Regions from separate parts of the Homo sapiens genome. Here region 2 is linked to region 1. The links are chromatin loops, found by intact Hi-C in ENCODE. Cell type or tissue: PC-3. All regions are shown on one strand. Each heading gives the region's core, and the rest is flanking DNA. Links, peaks and the distances in the headings are about the cores only.

Region 1 (8,333 bases), core at 102-8,101:
GCTGGGACCACAGACATGCACCACCACACCCAGCTGATTTTTATATGTTTTGTAGAGACAGGGTTTTGCCATATTGCCCAGGCTGGTCTTGAACTCCTGGGGTAAAGCGGTGCTCCTGCCTCTGCCTCCCAAAGTGTTGGAATTACAGGCATGAGCCACCACGCCCAGCCCACTTTGTCCTTCTTAGCTTAAGAGAAAGCTTATTGAAATCTAGGACTTTTTAGCTTTAAGGGCAGCATATCTAGTGTTGCCGCGTGCTGTGCGTGAATACTAAAGAACACTCTCAGCTCCTATTGTGGTAGGAAATTTTCAGTCTTCCACTGTACTCAGGAAGAAGTCTCCATGGAGTGCTAACATGCTTTTAACAACTTGGAACAGACTGTTTCCTATCTGGGAGGGGCTGATCTCCTTTTAACACCTAAGGCTTAGCCTGCCCTAGAGACATATTCCAAACCTCTCAGTCTGAGCCCATGAGCCTTACAGCACTGATTTTGTCACCCATATAGAGTCCTGGGTGAAAGCGCTACATCCTTCGCCAAAACCCCACCAGGATCTTGAAGTCACTATGAGCAAGTGTGTGAGGACAGACTGAGTTGAGGAGCTCCTGGGTTCAGAAGCAGTGAGTGAGGAGACAAGAATAACCACTTCTTGTTTCAAGACCTCAGTTTTTTCCTGTCTAAAATGAGAGTGCAGGCTGGGCACAGTGGCTCACTCCTGTAATCCCAGCACTTGGGAGGCTGTGGCAGGGAGACCACCTGAGACCAGGAATTGGAGACCAATCCGTCTCTTAAAAATATATGTGTATATGTGTGTGTGTGTGCGTGTATATATATATATATATTAGCCAGGCCTGGTGGTGCATGTCGGTCGTCCCAACTACTCAGGAGGCTGAGGTGGGAGGATCCCTTGAGCCCAAGAGTTCAAAGCTTCAGTGAGCTATAATCCTGCTACTGCACTCCAGCCTGAGCAACAGGGAGACCTTGTCTCTTAAAAAAAAAAAAAAGGCCGGGCGCGGTGGCTCACGCCTGTAATCCCAGCACTTTGGGAGGCCGAGGCGGGTGGATCATGAGGTCAGGAGATCGAGACCATCCTGGCTAACAAGGTGAAACCCCGTCTCTACTAAAAATACAAAAAATTAGCCGGGCGCGGTGGCGGGCGCCTGTAGTCCCAGCTACTCGGGAGGCTGAGGCAGGAGAATGGCGTGAACCCGGGAAGCGGAGCTTGCAGTGAGCCGAGATTGCGCCACTGCAGTCCGCAGTCCGCAGTCCGGCCTGGGCGACAGAGCGAGACTCCGTCTCAAAAAAAAAAAAAAAAAAAAAAAATTAATTAATCAATTTAAAAATAAAATAGTCTGGGAGTTAGGGAACAGAATTGAATTCTTTTATCTCTAAGTTCCCAAGTTGCTCACTCATTAGGCCACTTTGCCCATCAGGAATTCACCCACTTACCCCTTGCACTAGAGATGGGGCTCTCTTTGCAAGTTTCCATTTTTACAAGCTACTCACTCTATCCTGACCTCTGCTAGACAGGTAGTCTTCTTTCTCTAAGACAGGGTCACAGTCTGGCCATGGTTAGCTTTGAGGCAAGTGACAGCAAGTTCTCCAGTCACACATTTTTCTCCTAGCATCTGTGTCCTCTCATAACCCATGTTCTTACACAGAAAGCCAGTGTTTTGTCTTAAAAGGAGAGAAAAAAAGCAAACACCTACTTTATATAGTGTCAGAATGACTCCCAAACCGACTCTTGGTGTTTAGTCCTTTGTATTAATTCATGCAGATTCTGACATAGTAAAATAATGTGCTGGACAATGTTCTAGTCCCCAGGGCCTGGCACACAATAGATTCTTGGTGTGGTCCTCTCTCAGGCTTCACAGGGCCACCAAGACCGTGCATGGCTTGACACGTGTTCAGACCTTCTCCACTGGGAGTGGAAAATCAGTCGCATGGTCTAGACAGGAAAATCTGCTGGTGTAGACACATCTGGAAGATGATGCAGCCAACACCCTGCTTCCCTCGTTGTCCTGGTCCTGTGAGCTTGCTCTGTGTAGCACACGCCCTCGCCCCAGCCACATGCTGTCTGCTGCCCCTGCTGACTTTTGCTTGTAAAGAGTGTATGTTTGGAGCTCTTTAGACAGTGAGCCAGAAATGGATATATCCACCCCATAAATTTGGTAAAGAGAGGCAAATAAAGACTACCTGACATCAACATTGTGGACACTTTGGAAAAGCTCCCTTACTGGTACTTGGGTGAGCCACACACCAGCTTCATCCCTCACTCAGGTTCTGGGCTCTAAGCATGGGAGGTGCTATGGTCCAGATGTTTCTATCCCCCCAAAATTCACATGTTGAAATCTTGACCTTCAAGGTGATGGTATTAGGGTGGGGCCTTTGGGAGGCAATTAGGTCATGAGGGCTCTGCCCTCACGATAGGATTAATGCTGTTAATGATTAATTTTGTTAATGATTAATGATCGGATTAAAGCTACCCCCTAGAGCTAGCTAGCCCCTTCCACCAGTGAGGACATGGCAAGAAGGCACCATCTATGATTGCAGGAAGTGGGCCCCACCAGGCACTGAATCTGCCGGCACTTTGATCTAAACTTCCCAGCCTCCAGAACAGTGAGAAATAAATCCTATTGTTTATAAATTTCTCAGTCTATAGTATTTCATTATAGCAGCCCCAAAGGACAAAGATAGGAGACATCATTGTCTGTCAGGCACAGGAGCCCTGAGGGCCCCACAGGTAGCAGCCATGCCCAGGTCAAACTCCCAGCCTTCCCCCCACTCCCTGGACCTTCCCCACCAACCCAGTCTTCTCAAGGGACTCCCTATCCCTCCAGGGAGCCAGATTCTCCCCAAGATAAGGTAAATAACGTATAAGGATTGTTCTCATGGGACAGCTTCTTAGTAGACATCTCAGTCCTTCTCTGACTCTTCCTTGGCCTTACTTCTCCCTCACTCCATCTTCATTCTCTCACCATCTATACCAGCTGCCCACCCACTTCTGCTCAGCTGCCTCCCCACATGCACATGGGGAGTTGAAGCCAGAGAGGTAAAGGCAATACTTGGGCTGGGAGTTGGGACCCCAGGCTGCTAGCTCTGTTGCTGCCCCTGTTCCTTGTGGGGCCTGGCATTTACCTCTTCATCCATCCATCCATTCCTCCATTCATTAATTCTTTTCAGTCTCCCGGAGGTGGCAGGGAGAGTGGCAGCCAGTGAGGTCTATGAGGTTAAGGAATACAAGCAGCCTGCTCAAGGTCATCTGAAACCACAACAGCCAGACTTGCAAGCCTGAGCCATGACCCAGAAAGGGAGTGGAATGTTATCCTGGGAGGCCAGACACAGGTCCAGAGGGACTGGAGTGAATTAGACTGTAGATGCAAAACAGGCCTGAGCCCACAGACATAGGGTCCCCAGAGAGGATGGGACTAGTGCTGCCATGACCCTGCATGCTGCTGTCCTCCCAAGGTGCATCAGACCGACACATCACACACCTGGTCCATCCTGAACATGGAACTGCCCTGCCTTGCAGGAGCCCAGAGTTCAATGGCTCATTAATAGACTCTTGTTCCCCAGAGCAGATGCAAGATGACTCATATCCCAGATATCCCTTGGGAGTGCACCAGTGCACTGACGCACAGGCACCTGTTGGCCCCCTTGGTCCTTCTCCTTCCTTGGAGAAGTCCCTGATCACTGCAGAGGCCATTTGGCCATTGTTTGTACCAAGATCCCCATGTTGCTGGTGTAGAGAGCTAGTCACTTCCTGGGGGGGCCAGGAGGAAATGGATGAGCGATGAAAAGACAGAGCACTGGAATGGAGGTCAGAGCACCAGGATCCTTAAGCAGGCTCTGCCTCTAACCAGCTCACTGGGAACCACTGCCTTCTCAGGGCTTCGCTTTCCCTACCTGTGAAGTGGGCAGGGTTAGCTCCCTCCAACACATCTTCCCACCTGTCCCGACCATCTCTGGCTCTGAGTGTGTGAGCGGCAGGTATGAGCCTTGCAGGAACCAGCCCACAGAGGATGAAAATGGTTCCACTCCCTGGGCGGCCATTCAGGGCGGTTCATTCAGGGCTCCAAGTCATTCTGTTCAGTAGGCATGCAGTGTGTACGTGTGGCGGGGTGGCTGTGGGGGCTGGTTTGTTTTTGAAAGTGAATGAATTTCCTTGCTGGCTCTGAGCCAACTTGCCTCCTGTCAGATTTCAAACCCTAATCCAGGTCTGGTTCTGGTTACTGCAGGGATTGAGGGCAGGGGAGGATCTGGGAGGGGCCACACTGACGGCGTATGCTGGGGTTTCCTGGGTCCTTTGCAGTTCACCCAAGCACATTCTCCTGCTCCTGCCCACCTCTCTAGCTTCCACCCTGTAACTCTCATAACTCTCAGCCCCTTACTACTTGGGCAAGTGACTGTGCCTCAGTTTCCTTAACTGTAAAATGGGAATAATATTATCTACCTCATAGGCTTGTTTGTGAAGATTAAGAAGAGTCAACACATGTAAAGCACTTAGAATAGTCTGGCATATAGAAAACAAGAAAAGATGTAGGTGTAGCTATCATTATTACCCTGATTATGATTATTTTTATGCTGTATGCTCTAACCCAAAGGAATGTCTCCCTGCAGTCCTGATGCTTTATAAAATTCAGTGCCTCCACATTCTTCATATGCTGTTCTCCCTGCCTAAATGCCCTTCCTGGTCTGATCTGCCTAGACAATCCCATTGTCCTTCAAGATTCAGCTCAAACTGACCCATCCTCCCTGACACACTAAGTTTAAGAGTGCATCACATCCCAGTCAGGCTTCCTGCTGCACTTTGTTCCCATTTAACGTAGGTCATGCTGGCTTGTGATGTACCTCCTCCCATGTCTGTGTCCCACACTAGACCCTGAGCCATTTGAGGTTAGGAAGTACAACTGATTCATTTTTGTGTCACTAACACAAGCACAAGGCCTGAGGCAGGTGATGTGGGCAATGCATGTTTCCTTCCTTCCGTGTGTGCTGGAAAACAGGAGGGGACGTGCGCATGAGTAATCCTGATGCATGGTGACAAGTGCCATCATAAAGACACAGACAGACATAGGTGGGTGCCTGGGAGAGGGATTCATTCTGATTGAGGCTAGGGGGAAGGGGTGTAGGAAATTGAGGAAGATGAGGTAAGGCTGTGAGCCTCCAGCTAGTTGTGGAAGTGCTTCATAGGTGTAAACTGTTCTGCAGCTACCAGCAACACAGAATTCCCATCAGTTTTCTCTGTGTAATGCAAGAACATCATCATACAGTGTTGTTTATCGTCATCAGAGCTGGGTTCAGGTCTGCATCTCTAATGGGGAGTGATCTATCCACTGATCTCCAGGCTCCCCTCCCTAACCCCCATCTCTACTTCCACTCTGAGATGAAGGCCTGCTTCTCCCTTGCAGTTACAGGTGGGATGGGAGTACAAGAAATACCAGATAACATATTGATTGGTGAAATTTTAAATCTTTAGCTGCAGGTTTCCTTGCCAGGTAGGCAAAGGCAATCATTATTCAAGGTAAGAAATGGGGATCTTCAGTCCAGCTCTTGGGACGCTAGGTGTGCTCAAATTACTGTGTGGTTCCCTGATTGGATCCTGACTGATACCCAGGGGCTCCCACTTTCTTGTTGGTCTGATGGGTTAGGTCTGCAGAGAATCTCCCCCTCCACCACCCTCATACCCCTTCCATAGCACAACTGCTGGGACCCAGCCCCAGCTGCCTCCGTGGCTTCCAAATGTTCTTTGCTTTTGATTTGCCTTGATTTCCCAAACCGCATGTGATTGGGAGGGAATGTGCCATGTGTTTCTGATTCAGCTCTCCTGTGCTCAAAGGCAATGCGATTTTGAGCGCTATCTGATGGCCATTGAGCCTCAGAAATAGGTTCTTCAAGCCTTCTTTTCCTGCCTTCTCTCTGCCCTCTCCCTTGATGAAGAAGAAGTAACCCTGGCCAAGAACTGGTCAACTCCACAGCCCCAAGACTTGGCGAACCAGTCCTTACCTCCCCATGCTGAATCTCTGAACCTGGGAGACTGCAGATATCCAGAATGGAAAACAGGGTGCCCTTTGGAGAGGACACATGCCATCACAGCATCATCTTCTTTTGCGGACCACCGTGGCGCATGTTTGCTTAAATCGGTGATCACACCTGTTGTTGCTGACTGATTTGGTGGTTACAATGAGTTTACTTTCCAGCACATTGCAGACCTATTGCTGGAAATCAGAAAATATTTTTATTTGTCTTAGGTTCAACAAGTCTTGAGACTTTTCCTTTTCTTTTTCCTGCTAATCAGCAATGTCTGTCCATTTATTTAGTAAAATTTTATTGAGAACCAACCTAATATGAATGGTTTTGTATATATGTATACATGTATGTGTATGAATGGAATATGTGTAAGACAGTTCCTACCCTCAAGGTGGGAGAAATGAATACTTCAAGAGACAATTCCATGACATGGAATTCTTATGGGGGAAGCACAGGTAGAGGATGAGCATAATTCATTTGGGGGAAGGAGGGAGGGAGGAAAGAAGAAGGGGACCAATTAGGGGAATCTTCCCAGAGGCATCAAACCTTTCTCTAACTGCTGCGTGATGCTCATGGGCAGAGTCCAGAGTGAGGACCCAAGAAGGGACTGTTGGGATGAAGAGTCTCCAGTTTACCAACAAATGAATATCTCAGTTTTTACAAAAATGACTGTGGACACTTGCCCAGCTGGGGAAGATGAAGTCTACAGTTCAAAATTCCTTTATGTTTCTAGGCAGATTGCGCTTGAGTAGAGTGATGTCCCCCTAGTCTGGACCGTGCTTTAGAGCAGTGGTTCCCAACCTTTTTGGCACCAGGGACCAGTTTGGTGGAAGATAATTTTTCCACAGTCTAGGGTGAGGAGGGTGGAGGGGATGGTTTAGTGATGAAATTGTTTCACCTCAGATCATCAGGCATTAGATTCTCCTAAGGAGCATGCAGCCTAGATCCCTCACATGTGCAGTTCACAATAGGGTTCCTGCTCCTATGAGAATCTAATGAGACTGCTGATAGGACAGGAGGCGAAGCTCAGGCGGTAATGCTCGCTCACTTGCCCACTGCTCACCTCCTGCTGTGTGGCCCAGTTCCTCGCAGGCCATGGACATGTACCAGTCCATGACCCAGGATTGGGGACCCCGCTTTAGAGTCTACAGAGTCCCAACCATGACCTCATTCTCTCTTCCTTCTGTCCTTCCTTCCTCCTTTGCTGTCTTCCTTCTGTCCTTTCTTTCTTCACTGAAAAGTGTTTACCAGCCATATGTCAGATGCTAGATTAGGCTCTGGGAATAGTGATATCCAAAGTCAGCACAGGCCTTGGCTTCATAAAGCATGTAGTTCAGGAATTCATGTCATTTTAAATTGAAGAATGATCCTGTCCCTCTAGACACCAAATGCGAATGGTGCTTTGGGACTTCTGAGTTGCTCCACATTGAGGTTTTCTGTAAAATAGTTCCCTTTTCCTCATTTCACATTAGGTAGGAATTCAAGAGAAACAAACAAGGAGACGGTGTTTTTTCAGCAATCAGGTTCACCTCCTACCCCTTTCAAACAAATGGATCTCCTCTTCCTGCCCTCGAGGTAATAAAGGAAGTCCAAACTCCATTTCAGGCCTCCAAAATTGGAGCTTCCCAAGCATTTTACCCCTGATAAAGCATCGATTTCAATGATTCATCTCCAAAAGTTTTGTTATTGATTCCAGCCACATTTTGCAACACTCTGTTGGTTGCTAGTATTTTAAAATAGCACATTTCATGTTTGCTTTTTTGAGCCCATTTCTCATTGTTTCCCACGTATTTCCAGTGAATGAAGAGATTAGTGAGTGCATCATTTTTTTTTCTCATAAAGGACGAAAGTTAAACATCCTGTTCTGACTGCAGAGAAACTTTCAGGTTTCTGGAATCCATTAAAACCCCAAATGTCACAAGAAAGTTACTCTGGAGCTGCAAAAACACAATTTTACACTTCTGATGTCCATTGGGCATGTTTGCCTGTCCTTGGAAGGGATCACCATTTTCTTTCTTCACTCCCTCTGTCCTTCTCACCTTCCTTCCAGAAAAATGGAAGGAAGCCAGCGCATGTAATGCTAAGTACTTTGCAAACATTATCGTATTTAATCCTCCTAGCAGCCCCTTCTGAAGCTCAGACAAGCTGGCTAACTTGACTCAAGTCACCCACGAGGAAGCAGCACGTGCAGCCCACACTTTGTTGCATTTTTATCAGTTTCCTCCCTTCCTACCACCACCAGCTCCTAGTTTCACATCCTGATGCCACACCATTTTTTTCCCCACTTTGTAGAAAAAGATATAG
Region 2 (8,333 bases), core at 276-8,275, 71 kb before region 1:
TTTGAGAATAATGTGACTTTAGACAGGCTACTTCCCTCTTCTAAGCCTAAACTTTCTCATCCTTAAAATGCTTAAAGCTGGCATAACAGGGTTGCAACAAAGGTTTGGTGTTCATATGAGTAAAATGCATGGAAAAGACCAGGAGCTCAATAAAGGGTAGGTACCTATTATTATTATTTCTCTTTACCTCCATATGGAAAAAAAAAAAACCTAGTCTTACTTGTCTTTTTTCATCACCTTGAGCTATTGTGTGTAGCACAATTGAGTCTCTGAAGCAAACTGAATTAGCAAAACTAGTAACACAGATGAAAAAGACTACAAAGAATAGTGAAAGGACAAAATATAAAATTTTGAGAGGGTAGAGGAGGGAACACTTCCTAACTCACTTCCCAGCTTTATAAGGCCAGGACTATCCTGATACCAAAACAAGGCCAAGAAATTATAAGAGAACTATAGACCAAAACCCCTTGTGTCATTAAATTGATGCAAAAACTCTCAACAAAATTATTAGTCATTCAAATCCAGCAAAATATAAAAAGGATAATACAATATGACCCAGGAATTATCCTGGGAATACAAGGCTGGTTTAATGTTCAAAAATCAATCAATGTAATTTCTTAAATCAGTAGACTAAAGAAGAAAAACCCATATGATCATCTCATTAGATGCAGAAAAGGCCTTTGACAAAATTCAATATTGCTCATGATAAAAACTCTCAGTAAACTAGGACTAGAAGAGAACTTTATCTGATAAAGAACATTTACAAAAAACCTACAAGCAATATCATATATAATGGTGAAAATAAAATACTTTCCCCTAAGATCAGAGACAAAGCAAATTACATATCTGATAAAGAACTTGTCTTTAGAATATATAAAGAATGCTCAAAACTAAATGATAAGAAAACAAATACAATTTTTTAAATAAGCAAAAGATTTGAACACTTCTCAAAAGAAGATATATGAATGGCAAGTAAGTACCATAATAAAAGATGCTTAACATGTTTAGTCATTAGAAAAATGCAAAGTAAAAGTACAGTGGAGTACTACAGTACAGTTAATCCAGTGGCTACAATTAAAACCGATAATAGCAAGGGTTGATGAGATTAAGGAGCTATTACAAATCTTGTACATTGTGGCTGGGAATGCAAAATGGTACAACCACTCTGGAAATCAGTTTTGCAGTTTTTATAACATTAAACATACACTTACCACATCCAGAAATCCCACTTGCAGGTATTTAACCAAGTGAAATCAAAACCTCTGTTCACACAGAAATGTTTATAGTGGCTTTCTTTGTAGCTACCCCAAATTTAAACAACCCAAATATCCCTAAACTGGGGAGACAATACAACACACTGTGGTGTATCCAAATAATGAAATACTGCTCAGCAACAAAAGGAAAAAAACTACTGATACAGGCCCAACATTGATGAATCTCAAATGCATGGTGCTGAATGAAAAGAAGTCAGACCGAAAAATGATTCATTTATATGACATTCTGGAAAAGGAAAAACTATAGAGACAGAAAACATCAGTGATTGTCAGGGACTGAGGAGGAGGGAGGGTTTACTACAGAGGGACACGAATTCTTTGGAGTGTTGGAACTGTTTTATATCTCAATTTGGGTGGTTACATGACTGTACATGTTCATCAAAACTCACAGAACCATACACCAAAAAAAGGTGCATTTATTATATGTAAATTATTTTTTAATAATGAAAACCATGAAAGCTCTGAGAGCAGGCTAGTAAAGCTTTAAGGTCTGTAACACAGGCAGAAAGCATGCAAATGTTTGTTGGACCTGGTAAAATCCTTCCTGAAGCCTCTTTCCCTTAGACTAGTTTCAGAGCTCAGAGCTACGGCTACATCCATGTCCAATCCAAGATGTGCCTGGGGGCTCATCGTCTCCCTGGAACATGGCAACATTGCTTCCCTGCCTTCCTGCCCTTTCACTATCTCCAAGTGCTGCTACAGAGATCTAAAACAGAAATGCACACACAACTCCTTCTTTCAGAGCTCCCCATTGCCTGGGCCGTGAAGTCTGAATCAGTCCCGTGGCATACACAGCCCTTGGAGATCTGTTCCCCACCCACCCCCAACTTCCCCAGCCCTTCCTAAGCTCCAGAATCACTGAACTACATGTCCTGCAGCACATTTCAGACTTGTCCCCGCATCAGTGCCTTTGGGGGTTCATTTTCTACTCCAAGAATTGTAGCCCCCTTTTTTCTATCTAATGAGTGTTTGTTCTCAACCTCCAAATCTCCTCTGAGATGTTCCCTCCCGGGAAGTTTGCCCAGGACAGAGCTGGCTATTTCCTCCTTGGTGTTCTGGAATCAGCCTGCTTATCACATCTTCTACTGTGGTAGCCATGTCCGTGAGCTGCTTACATCTGCCTTCGGGAAGAGTCTGCTGCCAGGGAGTAGAGAGAAGTGGCAGACTTCCAGCTAACAGTCAAGCCTGACCATTTCTGCCCAAACTCCTGTATGGACAATTTTTGCACCGGAGCTTCTTGTTGGGCAGGCTGAGAAATGTGTAGAGGGGCTTCAGTCTGCAGCACTTCCTACCTGATCCTTCTTCCTTCCTCCACCTGCTCTTTTCACCATGTCTGGCCTGCACTACAGTCAACTTTTTCCTTGCCTACTTGTGCTTCTTCTGTCCTTTGCCTTTCGTAAGCATTACTCCCAGTGAGTTGCTTGCACCTCTGACTCTGTCTTGGCTTCTGTTCCCTGAGACACTTCCTAATGGTTATTTCTTTTTTCCCATTGGTCTTTACTTCATTCTCCACTGGCTCTGAATTCATACATTTATTTATTCATTCAACAAATATTTCTTGAGAACCACCATCCAGAGTTCCCACCATTCACAGCTCAGTGCCAAGGTTGCTCTCTTTTCATAGGACCTAGCTGGATCCAACTCTTCTGCCATTCCCCCTGCTCCCTCTCTCCACACCCCTGAGAATTTCATGTTCTGTGGCCCCTCCATTCCTGGGCTCATGCACTCCCGTGTCCTGCAGCATCATCCTTTATTCCCCAGGTAGCTTCCTCCTTTAAGGCTTTGCCAAGCCTCAGGTCTGGGAAGCCTCCCTTGATGGCCCCTGGCCCTGGTTATTGCTCATGACAGTGCATAGCATATATTAGGTTGCAGAAATGATTAGTTGAGTGTCTGGCTGAATCTCAGATGACTATTGTCAGCATTGATTAGAAGACATAATGTGTGTAAAGCAACAAGCATGGGGCCTGGCAGGCAGTAGGTGTGTGGTAAATGCTCATGGTTGAGTTCCAGTAAATTCTATTTGAAGGCATATCTCATAAATTGCAGCTGATGTTTCTTTCCATTGTGTTCTGTGTGTGTGTGTGTGTGTGTGTGTGTGTGTGTGTGTGTGTGTTTTCTGGATGCATCTCACGTATAGTTGGAAAAGAGAGAGACAGTGAAATTTTCTACATTGTGTTTTTGTTTTGCTTTTTTGAGGCAGAGGTTGCAAATGTGCATTCCTCTTGTGGTGCCAGCACACCAGGCTGGAGTCAGGAGAATAAGTTCTAGCGTGAGTGGGGGTGTCTCTTCCAGTAGCTGAATATATGACCCTGTCCTTCTAAGGACCTCTGTTTCCCCATCTGTAATGAAGAATTGGACTCTGATTTCTGTGATCTTTGTGGAACTAAGGTCTTGCATTAGGGTGTAGAACCAATGAAATGAGCTTGCATTTGTTTTTTGTTTGAGATTATTTGTGCTTTTTTCAACCTCCTTTCTCCATGAAGGCTGAAAGTGCACAATATTGACTTGTAATAATGGGACGTAGAAGCTCAATAATCACTTTATAACTTGATATTAATTACATTTTACAGTTTACCTGTGGGGGAACATTGGCATCTTTCACACACATGTGAAATTTCGTGCCAAAAATGGAAGGACCCTAACATGGATTAAACACTAGTCATGTGCCATGTCCTTGAGTGGGGATTGCGTGTGCGTGTCCTCGTTGAATCTTCAGAACCCCGTTCTGGAGTAACCAGTGTTATCCCCATTTTTTTAAATTGGGGAACCAAGGCTCAGAGAGAGGAAGAAACTTTTCTAAAGGCTCAGAATAACCAAATGATTGGACTTTGAACCCACTGTTCCCTGACTTCAAAGCCTGTGCTCTTCTTTTGGATTCAAGTACGTTTGGGTTTAGGCTTTCAAAATAGAAAAGAAAAATCCAGTAACAACTAAAATACTTAGAAATGACGAATCAGTAAATGCTTGGGTATAGCAAGTAAGAAGCATGAGCTCTCACATTGCCAGCCTCATTCAAATCCCAGCTCAGGCCCCTACCAGTCTTCCTGTGTAGAGCAAGTTCCTAAGCCTCCTCTGCTTCCGTTACTTCAACTGTAAAATAAGTGTAATAATAGTATCTGCCTCCTAGGTTGTTACAAGCATCAAATAAATTAATATGCATAAAGAGTTTAAAGTAATGCCTGCCTGGAACCTGGTAAATGTGCAAAATTATTGTCATTAACATTATTGTTGTTGCAGTAGTCATCATTATTTTGATCCAAGCCTCGGGATCTGGGAGATTTCTTCTGATCAGGAGGGCAGTAGGTGGGTGGTGAGGGATGTCCTGAGAGTGTCATCATAGCAGCAGCCACATCTCCTTTGAGTCATGCAGAGGAACAGCAGAGTGCCTGAACCCTACTTGGTCTGGAGTAGTGCTTGCTGATTGCTGGAGCAGGACACTGCAAATGTATAAACACTGCAGCTATGGAGCCACTGCCTCCCCTGATCGTCCCCTTCACCCCGTTCCAACCACTTCCAGCTCTGGCCCTGCTCTGCTCTTAAGTGCTTAAATGCTCTGGGCCAATGAGCCTAGGAACTGCCATGCTTATTTTCCAAAGAGGGCAGGAGGCTTTTGCTCACCCATAGGTAGAGAACGTGACATCCTGAATGGGGTACTGGGGACTCTTGGTGTCCCTGGTGAACCAGGGAGTCTGAGAACAAAAGAAGGAAGAGGAAGGCAGAACCTAATTCAGAGAGACCATAATGCAGTCAGATTTACTCCCAGTACCAGGTGTGAGTAAATCTGATTGCATCACCCTCCTCTTCCAATAGTGTTTAGTCATTCATTAGACAAACATTTACTGAACTCCTGTGTTGCACCAGGCAAAGCTAAGTTAATAAGTATTAATTTGACAATGGTATTCCATTGACTAACATTTATTGGCACTTATAATAGCCCAGGCATTGTTCCAAGAACTTCACAAGTGTTAATTCATTGAATCCTCACACTAAAACCTGGTGGCTAAGTTCTATAATTATTCCTTTTTTGCAGATGAGGAAACTGAAGCACAGAGAGGTGAACTTACTTGCCCAGGGTCACACAGATAGTATGTGGCAGAGAAGGGACTCAAACCCAAGTGGCTGGGCCTCTGAGCTTCCAAGCCATCAGCTTCCAAGGAGACAGAGGCAAGTGAGCGTAGCTCATCAGTACCTTCTCACACCTCTCCTTTCAACCTTGTAACAGACAGCCTGGAGAGGTAGGCAAGGTGATTACTAGCCTGGTTTATACATGGAGAACTGAGACTGTGAAATGACTTAGCCAGGTTCACATAGCTAGGCAGTGTCCAGGTAAATTGGAAGTCAGGTTTCCCAGTTCTCAATGTAGTTCACTTTTTCTTGAACCAGGTGCATTTTTGTGGGTAAGTGGGCACACATCTATGTGTTTGTGTGTGCAAGTATGTGTATATGTGTGTACATGTATGTCTGCGAGTGTGTGCATACAAGTGTGTTTGTGTGTATATTCATGTGTACACATAGATGTGTATGTGTGTGCATGGGTGTGTGTACATGCACGTGTGTGCTTATCAGGATGGGGTCTGGTGGCGGGGGAGGGTAATGAGACACAGTGTGGCTAGCGGAAGCTTGGGGACTTCTACTCTAAGGAACTTGGTGTTCATCTTGGCTCTACCACTGAGGTTCTGGGACCTTGAATAGGTCCCCTCTCCTCTCCTTGGTTAGGATGAGGAGTGGCCAGGGTGAGAGTCTCAGAGGTGCTGCTCTTCTCTGGCATCCTCTGGCCACAGAGAGAAAGGAGGAGGGGTAAGTCTGGGAAGGCTGCACGGAAGAAGCACAAGATGTTTTGGGACAGAGACAGCCAGCCAGTCGGGAGTGGGTAAGTGTGGGTGGAGAGTGTCATTCATATGGCCCTACTGCTCTTCTGGGCTGGAGTCCAGGAATAGCTGTGGTGAGAACTACATTTCTAAAGTGGGTCTTAATGTTTTTCACTGCTGGAAAATACGCCATTATGGGCATTTTCCCCTCCGGATTCCTGGACTGCCATGCTCTCGAGATTCCCCCACACTGCTGCCTTTATTTCTCTCTGGCTGAAGCTTATTTTTATTCCTGCATCCTGCCTCTGTCCCTGGGTTTTATTGGACTTTAGGAGATGACTCAGGTCGAAGCTGGATGGCAAGGTCCTGTCCAGCAAGCCCCCCTGGCAGATGGGGACAGAGCACTGTAGCGGGGCTCAGGAAGCCTGTGGGGTCCTGGCCCTGCAGCCACTGATCTTCAGTTCATGGGAGGGAACGTGTAGTCACATCTGCCACATCTAGAGCTCTCCAGGAAGCAGTAGTGACACAGCAGGCAGGCATGTGACTTCTGCACCAGCTCCAGCTTGATTCTTCCTAGAGCGTGTGGACTTGGGCCATTCCTCTGTCTCTGCGCCTCAGTTTTCTCAAGTATTATATAATAATAGTCCCTGTCCATAGTACACCCCAACAAATTCCATCATCGCCATCGTCGGACACAGTGACTTGTTTTTGAGATGCTCACAGTCTGATGGTGGAGACAGGTAACTACTCAGCTACCTGTGAAGCAAGGAGAGTGATCCTGCTGCACAAGAATTCTGCAGGGTGCTGGGTGCTGGAAGCATTATCCATTCTACCTGGGAGCCAGGGGAGGTTCAGCAAGGCTGCATCTTGAAGAGTCAGAGTTTACGGATAGGACAGAGAAGGGGTCTAAGGGCACTGTAAACAGGAGCAGACGGTGTAAGCAAGAGTCCCTGTGGGAAACCACATGGTGATCAGGGCCAGGGAGAAGCTTAATAAAGGGTGCATCAGGGATGGTGGGGAACGGAAGGCTAGGAAATTCGGTTGGAGCCAGATCGTGAAGGGCCTTCCATGATAGAGTGTTTCCTGGGGCATTGGGAGCTCTGCAAGGTTTGCTTGGATCTCAGAAGGACCACTCTGGATTCAGTGTGGGAGGGAGGTGGACTAGAAAGGAGAGGCTAGAGGCAGGAAGGCCAGTAAGGAGGCTATGGAATAGTCCAGAAGTTACCAGAGGCCTGAGCTAGACAGAGCCTGGTTCCTAGGAAGCTCTGAGTTTATGTTTGAATGAAGGACTTGGAAAGGAGGACTCCTTGTGTGACCTTGAGTAAGTCACTTGTCCTCTGGAGGCTTCAGTTTTCCTGTCTGTAACAGTGACACTGAAATAGTCTTGTGGTTAGTATCAGAGTTAGACTCCCAGCCCAGCTTCTCATGAGCTGGGTGAATTAGGACAAGTAACTCCACCTCTTCAAGCTCCCGTAATTTTTCTGTCCAGGGGATTACAGTGTCCCTGTCTCATAGGGCTGTTGAGAGGACTAAAAGAGAACTCAGACAGAACAGAGAACATGGCACCTGGCAAATGGCAATCCTGCATAACTGTAAGCTCTCATCAGTGTTCTTCACTGCTACCTTATTTTATTCTTAGTATTACTACTACTATCATTTAAAATCTTCTTATCATTTAATGATAACATTTAAAAGTAGAACTTCTCTAACTTAAATCACAACATCCATCCTGGTATCCTGGTCTGTGTGCACCAGCCTGCTCATTGAATGTCTTCTCTTCATTGTCATGTTGGCTTTTATTGGATTTTGACCTCAAAAACTTTCAAAACTCTCTGCCTGTGCTTTCAATCCCATCTTCTGCCTGCATACCCTAATCGAAAGTGGAACTTACTAATTAATGATAATTACAGAATCCTGGGGGTGGGGGGGTTGGCATTAGGAATTCAAGGCTCCTCACCATGTGGTCTCCGTGATCCTCGTTCTCTTCCTCATCACCGTTATCCCAGGCACCCTAGCCTGGAAAGCTCTTTCCTGCATGCCACTCATCTTTCCCTAAGCTGTTTCTTCCTCCTAATTCACACCCCTCTGTCAGTCTGCCCCTCTCTGTCTCTGTCTCTGTCTCTGTCTGTCTCATGCACACACTCTTACTTTTCTGTGTATGAGATTCAGAACCCATTAAAGTCAACCTCTTATCCTCCTCCTGCCAAGAAACTATCTCAAATCCCTGCTTCCAGAAGAAATGAGTCCTCTG

What was found. Hi-C counts contacts between places; a loop is a spot of excess contacts. Peaks named below come from ENCODE experiments on the same cell type or tissue, not always from the same donor. Only the 100,000 strongest peaks of a DNase experiment are listed, where the experiment ranks them.
Region 2: a loop joins it to region 1, with 13 times the contacts of the local background. A loop is called at or near these places in 3 of 110 quality-filtered maps.

What each region holds. Positions count from the first base shown.
Region 1 is chr1:47,867,242-47,875,574 of GRCh38, reverse strand. The region is part of intron 2 of TRABD2B (TraB domain containing 2B); the gene reads left to right. Among named protein-coding and RNA genes, the nearest start is that of TRABD2B, 130 kb to the left of the region's middle. In PC-3, for the core only: no CTCF peak of the experiment used is centred there; DNase peaks (open chromatin) are centred at 3,614 and 4,904; H3K27ac peaks cover 5,255 bases.
Region 2 is chr1:47,938,812-47,947,144 of GRCh38, reverse strand. The region is part of intron 2 of TRABD2B (TraB domain containing 2B); the gene reads left to right. Among named protein-coding and RNA genes, the nearest start is that of TRABD2B, 54 kb to the left of the region's middle. In PC-3, for the core only: no CTCF peak of the experiment used is centred there; a DNase peak (open chromatin) is centred at 5,064; H3K27ac peaks cover 1,029 bases.